Regions from separate parts of the Homo sapiens genome. Here regions 2 and 3 are each linked to region 1. A link is a contact called in ENCODE Hi-C or POLR2A ChIA-PET data. All regions are on one chromosome and are shown on one strand. Each heading gives the region's core, a stretch centred on a gene start or an enhancer-like site at or near the end of the contact. The rest is flanking DNA. Distances are from core to core; before and after follow the strand shown.

Region 1 (3,665 bases), core at 653-3,152:
ATCCTATGGGCGATGGGCCTCCTTAGAAAGTTTTAATTAGAAGAGTAATAAGATCGGAGATCTGGATTAATGGCATTCTGGCAGCAGTGGGAACCAGCAGGAGAGAACTCTTTCCTTCCCATCCTCCCAGCCCATCAGCCCCATCCTCTACCATCTGAACCTCTGACCTGCATCTTCCTGGAGACTGGAAAACCACAGCTCCAACTGCTTGGTGCTAGGGGAGAAAAGAGGGAATGGAAGTTCAGGGAGGTGGAGGACTCCAGTCCTCTCTGGGTGGAGGATGGGAGATGAGATTGGAAGAGGGGGGGCCTTCTCTGGGGATGTGAGGCACTACTACTGTGTCCCACCCATGACGCTCCTGCAGTCCCAGGTCGTGGGAAGGGCACTGGAAAGAAGGCAACTCACTTGAGGAGGCCCAGGATAAAGGCATGGAAGCGGCTACGGCTGCTGCTCAGCGGGGCTAGACGGCTGACCTGGCTATACAGGGTTCCAAGGGAGCGGGTGCTGGAGCCTGAGAACGTGGGGTGCAGTCAGCCAAGCCCGGCCCTGCCCTGCGCACTGCCGGGTCCCACGCCCTCCTGGCTCACCTGGCTTCACCGACGCCTCCACCACGCTCCAGGGGCTGCTCCTGCGCTGCCCGGTGATGAGGTCCTTCCGGAAAGGCTTCAGCCCGTCCGCCACCAGGGCGTGGAGGGCCGGGCAGAGGGTGGTCAGCACCAGGTGCCCCACATCCGGGCTCAGCCGGCTATCACCCAACTGGGCCTGGAGGTGGCGCGATGCCGATGGCTCCAGAGATCCCTCCAGACACCTCCCAGCCACCTCCCGCCAACCATTCCCGCACCCCCCGCGGAGCTCCATTACTCTCCTCATCCCAACAGCCTCCCCCCAGCCACCTTCACCTTCTGCACCAAGTTCCGGGCGGCCCCGAAATGCGAGATGATTTTATCAACGGAGACGCTGACGGCTATCAGAAGACCTGGGAGGAGTGGGAAAGGGAAGACGCTAGGAGGCCGCGCCCCTACCCAGGCTTGCCCGAGGGGCGTGGAGAGACTGCCTTCGGACAGCCTGAGAGCAGGGCCGGGGGCGAAGGGCAGTTTATTCGGAAGCGCGGGGTCGGGAGTCAGGGTGCCCTACCTTTCTTCTGCTCCTGCAGCTGACCAGTCCCACTCTGGGCTTCTGCCATCCACAGCCGCTGGGCTCCGGGGACACCGGCGAAGGACCACGAACTACGGACTGGCGTAAGGGAAGAAGGGCGCGGTAACACTTACCAAGTGTTATTCCGAGGACTCCGGGCTCCCGCACAAGTTGTCTCCGGCGGGTCTGCAGTGCTGTGTCCCCGAAGGGTCTTGGGGAGAGGAGGCGCAGGACCGCCTGAAGCACGGGGTAGCTCGACCCGAGCCCCGGAGTGAAATCTCGCACACTTCCCAGCACTCGCTGTCCCCCAGCCCCATCCCGGTTCCCTGTGCCCTCCCTCAGGGCACAGCCCCCACCTCCAGGATCCCGGAACTCCGGGAGCGGGATGGCCGCGCTCACCTCCCGCCTGCCCTGCTAGGGCCTGTAGGGCGGGAGAGGACGGGGCGCGGGGAGGGAGGTGTAGCCCAGCGCACCGCCCCGGGGCCCAGTCCTGCCTGCGGAGCCCCGGGGAGCACGTGGGCGGCATGGACCAATGGAAAGACAGACAGGGGAAAGGGAGGAGACGGAGGGAGGCGAGACCCGAGGATTGGGAGGCTGGAAGGCGCCGGAAAGGGGAAACCCGGGTCCCGCAGCAGCCTCTTGGCGGAGGGTGCCCTCTTCATCCCGCGTGGGACTGGACTCGCGGAGAGGGCGTGGCCAGAACCTCTAGTGCCAATGAGCTCCCGGGAGCTTCACCCTCCACCCCTCCCTAGCAAGGTCGGGGGGCAGGCCCGAGCTGCACAGGCCAAGGAATTCCACAGAGGGTGTGACCCAAAGCCCCTAACAACAGACTCGCTGGGACCCCCTAGACTTGGCATGGAGGCTGGGTAAGCCCGCGTCCACTATGCCCAGGTGGGTCTGGAGGGAGAGGGGGCCGGCCCACGGAGCAGGAAAGGCAACAACTTCCCCCTCCAGCACTAGGAACGGGGCCAGACTCCCCAAGGCCGACAAACTTGCTTGGAGTCGGCTTAAACTGAAGGGCGGGACTAAGCTGGGCAACCCCGGAAAAAAAGCGAAAACGGGGCCGGGCGAGAGTGGGCGGGGCGGCCCGCCTGAGGCGTGGCCCGCGGGGCTAGCCCGGGTCCGTCTTACGTAGCCTGGGCGGAGGCGATGGGCTCCTGGTCCAGCGAGGGGCCTTCGGCGGACGAGGTTGCGGTGGCAGCGGGGGGGCGGGTACCTGGCGGGGTGGGGGAGCCGCGGCGGGGAAGGTGCTACTTCTGGGAAAGAGCGGGGACAGCAGCAGTGCCAGCTCGGGGCTGGCCAGGCAGGGCAAGGCTCCCCGAGTCGGAGGCGAATAGGCTCCCACCGGGGACAGGCGGACGGGCAGCAGCTGCTCCTCTGGGGGGCTCGGCGCCCCCAGCAGCCGCAGCCCGGCGCCGGGCCACCCGGCCAGAGGAGCCAGGAGCAGAGACCCAGCTGCGCCTGCGCCCCCACCCTCCAACAGGGGGCGCCCGTCGGCCGAGAACCGGAAAACCAGGGGCCGAGGGAGCAGGAGGGGACCGGCTGCAGGCGGGATTGGCGGGGCCAGGCGCAGAGGGAAGGAGGGCAGCGGGATGGGCAGCCAGGCAAGAAGGGGCGGGAAGAAGAGGGAGCAAACAGTTAGTCCCATAACCCAATGACCCACCCAGTTTCCCTTTCCCGGAGCGCTCCCTGGTAGAAGGGGCGGGGAGGATGGGTGACACAGAATGGAGGGAAGACAGGGGGCCGGGTTGGAAGCCTAGGAGGCGTGAGCGGCCGAAGCCCAGCCCTCCTCCCGCTTCTTGCGACCTCTTACCCTCCAGGCCGGCCTGCGCGCCCGGCTCCTTCGCGGCTGGGGCCTCCTCGCCAGCCGCTGGGCTGACAGCCCGGCCCTCCTCGGACTGCCCCTCCGCTATGGGCTGCAGTCCAGGTCGGTTCTTCTTCCTTCGGGGAGGGACAGGCGGGGGTGGGGGCCGGGGCGGGACCAAAGCCCAGCCAACTGGGGGGTCTCGAGGCGGGACTGGCGGGGCTGGGGCCCGGCTTCGGGACCGGAGTTCCTTGAAGGTGGTGACTTCCCGAGGAGGTGCCGAGGAGCCGCCCGGCGACCCCGAGGGGGGGAGCTCGGTGTCGGGCGAGAAGACTATGAGCCAGTCACTGCGATCTTTCTTCGCCTGCGGGACAAGGGGCAGCCCTGGGCCCCGCTTGCGCTTCTGGGCCAGCTCGTGGAAGGACGTGATTGTCCGGTGGGGCACCGGCTCCTCGCTGACGTCACTTCTCCATCCTCCATCAATTTTCCCTGCATCTGTTTTCGAGCCAGAATCAGTTATTCTTGTGTTGGTTTTCCAACCAGAGTCGAATTTTTCAGGTTCACTTTTCCAGCTAGAGTTAACATTCCCGTTGTTTTTCCAACCAGTGTTATTGTTTTCAGTGGTTTTCCATTCAGCTTTAGTTTTCTCTGTGTCAATTTTCCAAATTGGGTTAATCTTCCAACTGGGCTCCGTTTTCCCAGCGTCGATTTTCCCATCATCCGCCTC
Region 2 (3,665 bases), core at 839-3,338, 250 kb after region 1:
TGTTCCCATAACACTTCGTATATAGCTCTATATTAGCATTTTCACTTTGCATTATAATTACTCATTGGCCAGTCTGTCTCCTTGGGTAATCTGAAGATCCCTTAAGGGAAGCGATCTTGTCTTATGCAAGTGTGTGTCCCCAGCATCTAGTATGCAGCCTAGTATTTACTTAGTAGGAGTAGTGAGGTGCTTAATAATTGTTGAATCAAGGAACAAAAGAATAAATGCCTTCTGACAGTGGGACTCCCATTTCTAGAATCCTTCAGAAGCCCACAGTAGAAAACCGTGCATGCTACTCAGGCTTCTGACCCTGCCTTCTTTTCTCTTGGTCCCCTCACCACCACTCAGCTCTCCAGAAGCCCTCCTTTCCTTCCCTTCCCTCAGTGTGAGACCACGAATTTGAGTTCAACCTGAGGGTTGGCAGGCAAGGTAAGGGTTAATGACACCTCATTAGTGTTTAATTGGAGGAAGGAAGCTGCCTTGGCACCAGACAGGTGGGCAGGCCTGCCCCTTGCTGGAACCAGGCATCCCTAGTTCCAGCACCCCGCCAGGCATGTGGGTGATTTGGCCCTGGAGACCCTCCACCCAGCCGGGGCCAAGCAGTATAGACTAGTACTCCCCATCTGTCACCAAACATCCAGCGGGAGAACAAACTCCTTATCCTTTCTTCTGTTGCTGGCTTTGCCCCATCCGTCCCCAACAGACACTGGAGAATGGGAGAGGTGGGGTATGAAGGTGGAGAACTGAGGGACAGATTACAGAGCCACTCAGGGATAGATTCCAGAAACAGACAGGCGACAGGGCTGGGGATGTGGAGATGTCTGCCCAATTTGACCTTAAATGAAGAGAATGCAAATGAGATGCAGACGATATGCAGATGAACACAGGATCTCAGTACTGACATTCCTGGTGGCAGCAGCTCTGCACCCCAATGCTGTTGCCAATAACCAACCTACTCCTAATCTTTCTGCGTTAAGTGGTGCTGACCATTACTTTGAGAACGAAAAAGGATCTCAAGAGAGATAAGAGCTTGCTTGGGCTAGGGCTGCAGGACCTGGGAAGCTGAGCTCCACCCCAGCTTCCTCACCCCATCCCAAGCACCCACCCAAGCTGCCACAGCAGCTCAGGCAAACATTACTCTCCAGGTTGCACTCGGACGCACCGTCGGTTGCTATGGGGACCCCTTCCTCACTTCCAGACCTGAACCAATGGGCATCACCGCTGATGACCTCATGCCCCAGGCCCCGGGATTCTATTGGCTATTTGGAAGCCAGAGCGCACCCTTTTCAATGGCGTCACCGCTGGGGATCCCCCGACGACCCCAGCTAGCGTCTGGCCTACTGAAAGAAAGGCGCGCTGGAAGCTCACAATGTGCTGAGTGAATGAAAAAGGAAAGAAGGAACTAATAAAAGGGAAGAAGAAAAAGGGGGGAGGTGACAGAAAAAGAACAAAACTTCAGGGTTGAATCTGGAGAAGAAAAGGGAGATTTGAAACCCCAGAAAGTGTGGAGCAGGATTGCCCGTCGCAGAGACTCTCAGGCTCTCAAACAGGGAGACAGGGCGAGGTAAAGATGAGTGGAGTTTTCGCATCTATTCGGGAGAGACTAGGGCAGGCCCAGCAAATTGAGGGCCCCACCCTAAGCCGCCTAGCGCTACTGAGTTTAGGGGAGATCGGTGACGCCCCAAAACTTGCAGGCCTGCCCAGCCTCCTGGAACTGCGCCCTGGAACACGCCTCGACTTCTCGTGGGTAAGGCCCGGTGCCTGGAAGACCTCCCAGCGCCTGCAGCCCGTCTCGGCCCCATGAGTGGACTCAGCCCTGGCTTTCCATGGGGACGCGCCCCGGGACTGAATCAGCCGCCCGCGCATGCTATGAGGAAAGTTGTATAGGGAAGGCCGGCTGGGCCTGAGCGCCTGTGGCTGGGCGGGCCTAAGTTTAAGACTCCCCCCGCCCCCCACCAACCTCCCCAGCCCGGCTCCCGTGGTCGCTGAGGCATCCGCCCTTGCACCTGCAAGGGGCTGGGCGGCCGGCAGGGGCGTGTGTCCGTGTCAAGTGGGAGCGCCCGACAGTTAGGGCGTGCGTCTGAGTGCGGAGAAAGCTGACTGGGCCCCGCGTCTCTTTCGCACATGCGTTATCAGCGGCGCGTCCGCGCGCCAGCCCCAGCCGCGGGAGCGAGCGCGCCCGCCTGGTTCTGCGAAAAGGAGGCTGGCCTGGGGCCGCTGGGAGCCGGGTGAGACCCCCACAGTTCTCAATCCAGGGAAAGGGCTGCTAACTAGTCGCTCCCAGTCTACTCCGCCTATGGCTTCACTTGGGAGGGGCGGAGGTAGCAGTAAAGCCAGTTTCCATGGCAACGTGTAGACACCCTCCTGGATGACGGTAAAGATGGAACTTGAACACTTGAACCCAGGACCTGAAGACCTAGCCCATAGCTTCTCCTTCAGCCGACTACACCCTCCCCTTCGCGTCCCAGACCCTCGCCCCCGCTAAAGATCAAGGTTTGGGGTGAAGGCCCTGATACACGCACCTACCTACAAGAGGCATTTTCTGAAAGGTGGCCTCGAATTGGGGGAAGGGACAGACTGGAGTCCGCTCTGCCCGCGGTGCTGCCCTCCACCCAAGGCCTCAGCTAGAGCAATCGAATTAACATGAACGATGGCAGCCGAAATGGGTGCATGGTGGTGGGGGATAGGGCCCCCGCCCCCTCCGAGAGAGACCGGGATCTGACCTAGGTGTGCAAAGGGGTGGGGGAGGGGTTAGAAAACCCTAGCACCTCTGTGTCGGTCTCTGGACCTCTAGCGCCCTCCCCCCACCCCGCCGTCTCCCCCACACCCCGTAACCATGTTCACACGCTGCCTCTCGCTGCCGCAGCCGGGCCGAGCTAATCAGCACAACATCCACCTATCGATGGCTGGCTCGGTGCCAGGCGGGCCGGCACCGTGCCAGTGGAGGCTGCGGGGCACCAGGGCGGGTAAAGTACAGCTGCAGGGGAAGGGGCGCCCCTTACCCAGGCACCACCTAGGATACCATTCAGAAAGAGGGCCCCACTTGGCCTTGTGGGGATCATAGCCTCGCCTACCAGAGGTGGAAGAGACAGTGTGGGCTGAGAGCAGAGGGAGCCCTCCCTCCTCAGCCCCACCTCCTCCTCCTCCTTATAAAAGCTAAGAACAAAGAGGCCGCTGGGGACGGAGGCTTTGATCTGACCCCACCTTCCCAGTTCTAGGCCAGGCACCGCCCAGAGTGCCCTTGGGGAGGGGGAGGGATGACCAGCTCTCAGGGACCCAGGCATTCTGAAACCCAGATGCTATTAATACTACCCTTTGCTTTTGCTGGGCGCCCTGGTTGGTGCTACCAGGACTTGGGCAGGGCCCCAAGCGGATGGGCTGTCAGGAGCATCTGCCCCTCCTCAGCACAGGAAGCCGGCTGGGGAGGTGAGAGAGGGTGCCAAGCTCCACAGCTGCTGCTGGCACCCACCCCACATTGCCCAGAGGGGTGCCCACTGAGGCCTGGCATGGATGGCCTGAGCACAGCTGGCATGGAGGTCAGGCCAAGCTAAGCTGAGAGCCCAGGCCACAGGGAGTCCTGCTATCAGGGAAGTGGCCTGAGGGCAGTAGATTGGGGAGGGCAACAAAAAGATGAGTGGTTTATTGAAGGTTTGGTCTAGATACTT
Region 3 (3,665 bases), core at 643-3,142, 190 kb after region 1:
TCCTTGGACACCCCCACTCACCAAGTCAGCCAGTGGTGAGAGGTACATGCTGATGGTGAAGACACTGCAGAAGAGGCCCAACTGCTGAAGCCGGGCCTCAGGGTTGGGTACCAGGAGCCAAAAGTAGCCATAACCCAGGAGAAGGACCCCTAGCAGGGTTGCAGTCTGTAGGAGCACAACACGCTGCAGGGGAGAGAGTACCCTTACTTCCAGATGTGCACTCTGACTTCCCTGCTAGAGTTAATTCATCCTGCCTTCTCCAGTGCTCCAATGGGGAAGCCAAGCTGTCTAGGCCTCCAGCACTGCACTGTCACAGCTTCTTTCCCACCACCAACTTGATAGGAAAGTCTTATCCACCCACAACACTGGAGACTTCTGGGGGAGATAAATATGTGTTTTTTTCTGTGTGCTTGGCACACACAGTAGGAGCTTCATAAATGCTTGTGTGATTTAGCAGGGACGCAGAGCTAATCATCTCATTCTCACCCACAGGCCCTGGCTCTGAAAGAAATATCAGAGACAAAAGCCCTTTCCCCTTAGCTTGTTGGCTGAAGCCCAGGGCAGGCAGCATAGGCATCTCAGGCTAGGCAGAGCTACCAGCCTTGCCTAAATGGGGGCAATGTGTTCATCTCAGAAGGCTGGCTTCATAGAGGAAGGGGACCTGCAAGGCTGGAGAGGCCTTCCTGGAAAAGGTGGCAGTGCCAGCTGTTACAGTCTTCTAGGAAATAGTGTTTGCCCTGCCAGCAAGGCAGGGCGTGCAGCAGATAGGTGGGTCCAAGGGAGGGCCTCTACCTTCCGAGGGCAGTAATGCAGATATGCCAAGATATACAGGGTCTGAAGCGCAGCACCCACTGTGTTGACGACGATGAGGATCCCGTCTCCCTTCAAAGCCCCATAACTCAGCCAGCCCAGGTTGCTGCAGGGTGGAGGGGATGGACATGGCTCAAAGGGTTCAGTGTGAGAGGAGGACCCAAAGGGTCTTTCACTCTTTTTTTTTTTTTGAGACGTAGTCTCGCTCTGTCGCCCAGGCTGGAGTGCGGTGGCACGATCTCGGCTCACTGCAAGCTCCGCCTCCTGGGTTCACGCCATTCTCCTGCCTCAGCCTCCCGAGTAGCTGGGACTACAGGCGCCCGGCACCACGCCCGGCTAATTTTTTGTATTTTTAGTAGAGACGGGGTTTCACCGTGTTAGCCAGGATGGTCTGGATCTCCTGACCTCGTGATCCGCCCGTCTCGGCCTCCCAAAGTGCAGGGATTACAGGCGTGAGCCACCGCGCCCGGCCAAACCTCTTTCACTCTTGCTCCTCCTGCCCCGCCCCCACCTCCCTCTGGTAGCCTTTCCCACTACCGCAGCCGTCGGCCCCTCACTTGACTTCCGTGGTGAGAAAGGGCAGGAACTGGACGTTGTCCACACTCCGGGTCATTCGCATGTGCCTGAGGTCCGAGCTGTAATGGGGCCCCGAAGGGAGGGGTGGGGGTGGGAAGGGAGAAGCAGAGTGCTAGAGGGGGATGCCCAATGCCTGTCATCCTTTCCGGACCACCGCAGACCCCGCCCCCTCTCCCCCCCGCCAGCTATCCTGCCTTCTCCTTCAGGCCTAGTGACCAGCCTCGCCCTTGTACCCCGGTCCCCTCGACCCGATCCCACTTTGATCCCGGTTCCGGACGAGCCAGGTGCTGTGGCCACGTCTCTGTCCCCTCTCTCTCCTTTCCTGACTGCCTAGTCCTCCCCAACCCAGCCCGGCCGCACTCTCACAGGCCGGCGGAGAACATGCCAAGGGTGAAGACCACGCATGCTCCGTAAATGAGCGAGTCCAGAAAGCCGCCCGCCTCCATTACGACTAGAGTCGGATCCCGCGCCCAGCGCCCGCCGCGAGCCTGCGGTTGCCGGGACCTACTGCAGCCCAGACCTGCGGCTCTGGAGCCCCGCCCCGCGCACTCGGCTCCGCCCCCGCACGCTCGGGCCGTCCCTCCGGAAACTGCGCCGAAGCCCCACCCTCCCTCCGACGCCGAACCGGAACTCGCGCCCCTCTCCTCCGAGCGCCTTCCCAGTACCCTGGTCCAGACCTCTTCCATGTCCCGGTCAGTCCCCTTCCTAGGGCTCCGCGGGTGTGTCCCCGATACCTGCCGCTGCTCACACTCTGCCTACCCCTTGGATCATCTAGACGCCCCCAGTCTCAACGCTCGTGTTCCCACAGGCCTGTGCGCCTTCGGCGGTGGACCTCCAAACAAAAGCTTGCTAGTTTAACAAGACTTCAGCACGCTTTCCATCCAGAGCTCCACATCAGAACCTCAGTTGCCCAGGGTTTGGGAAGTTTTTTTCTGGAGTGTGCTGCCGAAGCTTTTTCTCAAAATAACACATTACCAGGAATCACCAAGCCTTCCTCTTTTGCCCTCCCTCTCGGGTCAACTTTACATGACGTGGCCAATCCACTGACGCCTCTATCACTGACCCCCGGTCCAACCCACTTGTTACTGGGAACTTTCCCTCCCAGCCTCCCACACGTCTCTGCTAGTGTGGCTGTGGGGCGGGGCCGCATGCCTCAGCTGGCGTTCCCAGCTTCCCTGACTCACCGAAACAGCGTGAGTACCTGAATGGTAGTATGCCAAAGCCCTGCGGTGACGGAGTGGGAGTGGGGTAGAGGTCGGATAGGAAGAACTTCCAGAGTGGAGTGCAGCTCAGAACCCGAGAGACAGCTGTCAGGAGCACTCCGGTCCTGGACAGCCCTCAGAGGAGGAAACATCCCACCCTTTTGGCCTCGTGAGGGGCACACATTCTTTGGAGAGAAAGAAATTCAAACCCAGTTGCTACTGTTGTAGCACAGAGAGCCTCGCACTTAGCAGGGACTCAATGGTCATATGTTTTAATATGGAGTGGCAGAAAAGCATGTCCGAAAAAACACATTGCTTTATTTTGAGACAAAGAACATTGTATAAAAAAACTCCAGTTGTAGAAATCAGGACAGACACACAGCAACTTATATACAGATACTATACACGTGGGCCCTGCCCTTTAGGCTACACTCTAGGCAGAATGTACACATGGGCACTGCCCTTACAGCTACACTCTAAGAACAGGTTGGCACAGCCCCCCTGCTGGCACAGCTCTGGGGAGTGCTGCCCCAGGATGGGAGAGAATGCAGTACCTGGCTACAAACTTCTCTGTGGCAGCTCCACAGATGAGGTCTTGCTGGGAGATGCTGGGTCAGCCCAAGCATGCTGCCTCTCCTGTACCTGGCTTCCAAGCAAGAAACTGTTTCTTGCTTTTCCTTCAGTCAGTTCATCTGGGCATCCTGGCTCTCTCCTGGAGGGGGCATCTTTGACAAGCTTTGCCCATCCACGTGGCCCCTTCCAGCTCAGCTCCCACTGTGCCTTAAGGGACCATGCCTGCACAGCTTGTTTCTTTGGCTTAAAGGCAGGAATGGTGGGAAAGGACTGTCTCCACTTCTTTCTCCATCCCTCCGAGGTGAAGGTGGGGATGGCACTGTCGGGCTGGTTGGCCTCCTTCCGGTTGAAAACCTTAATACTGACCCGTTTTGAGGCTGCTAGGTGATAGCTTATGCCTGTGGTGGGAGTGGTTCCCAGGGCTGGGGGCTCTGAAAGTGGCCCCAAGACAGGTTTGGAGTGCCTGTCCCTCTCTTCAGCCTGTCCCTCTTTAAGGCCAGGTGT

The links. Hi-C counts contacts between places; a loop is a spot of excess contacts on that map. ChIA-PET counts read pairs that join two places held with the same protein, here RNA polymerase II (POLR2A). Pooled maps may share reads with other maps.
Region 2: a pooled map shows a loop between it and region 1 (3-fold over the local background). The contact joins the enhancer-like site here to the promoter of RUSC1-AS1 in region 1. A Hi-C loop is called at or near these places in 1 of 37 single-sample maps with no recorded cell type and 10 of 50 pooled maps. POLR2A ChIA-PET finds 5 or more read pairs at or near these places in 2 of 52 experiments (PC-3 and WTC11).
Region 3: a loop to region 1 is called in a map of ascending aorta, with 7 times the contacts of the local background. The contact joins the promoter of SLC50A1 here to the promoter of RUSC1-AS1 in region 1. A Hi-C loop is called at or near these places in 2 of 168 maps with a recorded cell type or tissue (ascending aorta and naive thymus-derived CD4-positive, alpha-beta T cell), 2 of 37 single-sample maps with no recorded cell type and 13 of 50 pooled maps.

What each region holds. Positions count from the first base shown.
Region 1 is chr1:155,322,413-155,326,077 of GRCh38, reverse strand. It overlaps RUSC1-AS1 (RUSC1 antisense RNA 1), which reads left to right and starts at 1,902. Exons shown (of 6, transcript NR_145424.1): 1 at 1,902-2,000; 2 at 3,641-3,665. It overlaps RUSC1 (RUN and SH3 domain containing 1), which reads right to left. Exons shown (of 10, transcript NM_001105203.2): 2 at 2,948-3,665; 3 at 1,135-1,233; 4 at 900-976; 5 at 588-762; 6 at 406-511; 7 at 168-214. RefSeq lists enhancers at 1,113-1,322, 3,494-3,665 and silencers at 1,333-1,382, 1,403-1,772, 2,113-2,312, 2,353-2,582, 2,873-3,112.
Region 2 is chr1:155,069,499-155,073,163 of GRCh38, reverse strand. All of the region lies in intron 1 of EFNA4-EFNA3 (EFNA4-EFNA3 readthrough), which reads right to left. It overlaps EFNA4 (ephrin A4), which reads right to left. Exons shown (of 4, transcript NM_005227.3): 4 at 3,611-3,665. It overlaps ADAM15-EFNA4 (ADAM15-EFNA4 readthrough), which reads right to left. Exons shown (of 26, transcript NR_176418.1): 26 at 3,611-3,665. Among named protein-coding and RNA genes, the nearest start is that of DCST1-AS1, 7.3 kb to the right of the region's middle. RefSeq lists enhancers at 1,084-1,596, 1,672-1,751, 2,111-2,623, 3,137-3,649. Within about 2 kb of position 2,088, at least 20 of the 41 ENCODE cell types and tissues checked have a DNase peak (open chromatin) inside an H3K27ac peak, as active enhancers do.
Region 3 is chr1:155,134,079-155,137,743 of GRCh38, reverse strand. It overlaps SLC50A1 (solute carrier family 50 member 1), which reads right to left and starts at 1,892. Exons shown (of 6, transcript NM_018845.4): 1 at 1,753-1,892; 2 at 1,368-1,445; 3 at 793-916; 4 at 22-183. The coding sequence starts at 1,832. It overlaps EFNA1 (ephrin A1), which reads right to left. Exons shown (of 5, transcript NM_004428.3): 5 at 2,845-3,665. RefSeq lists a silencer at 1,852-2,091 and an enhancer at 2,362-2,451.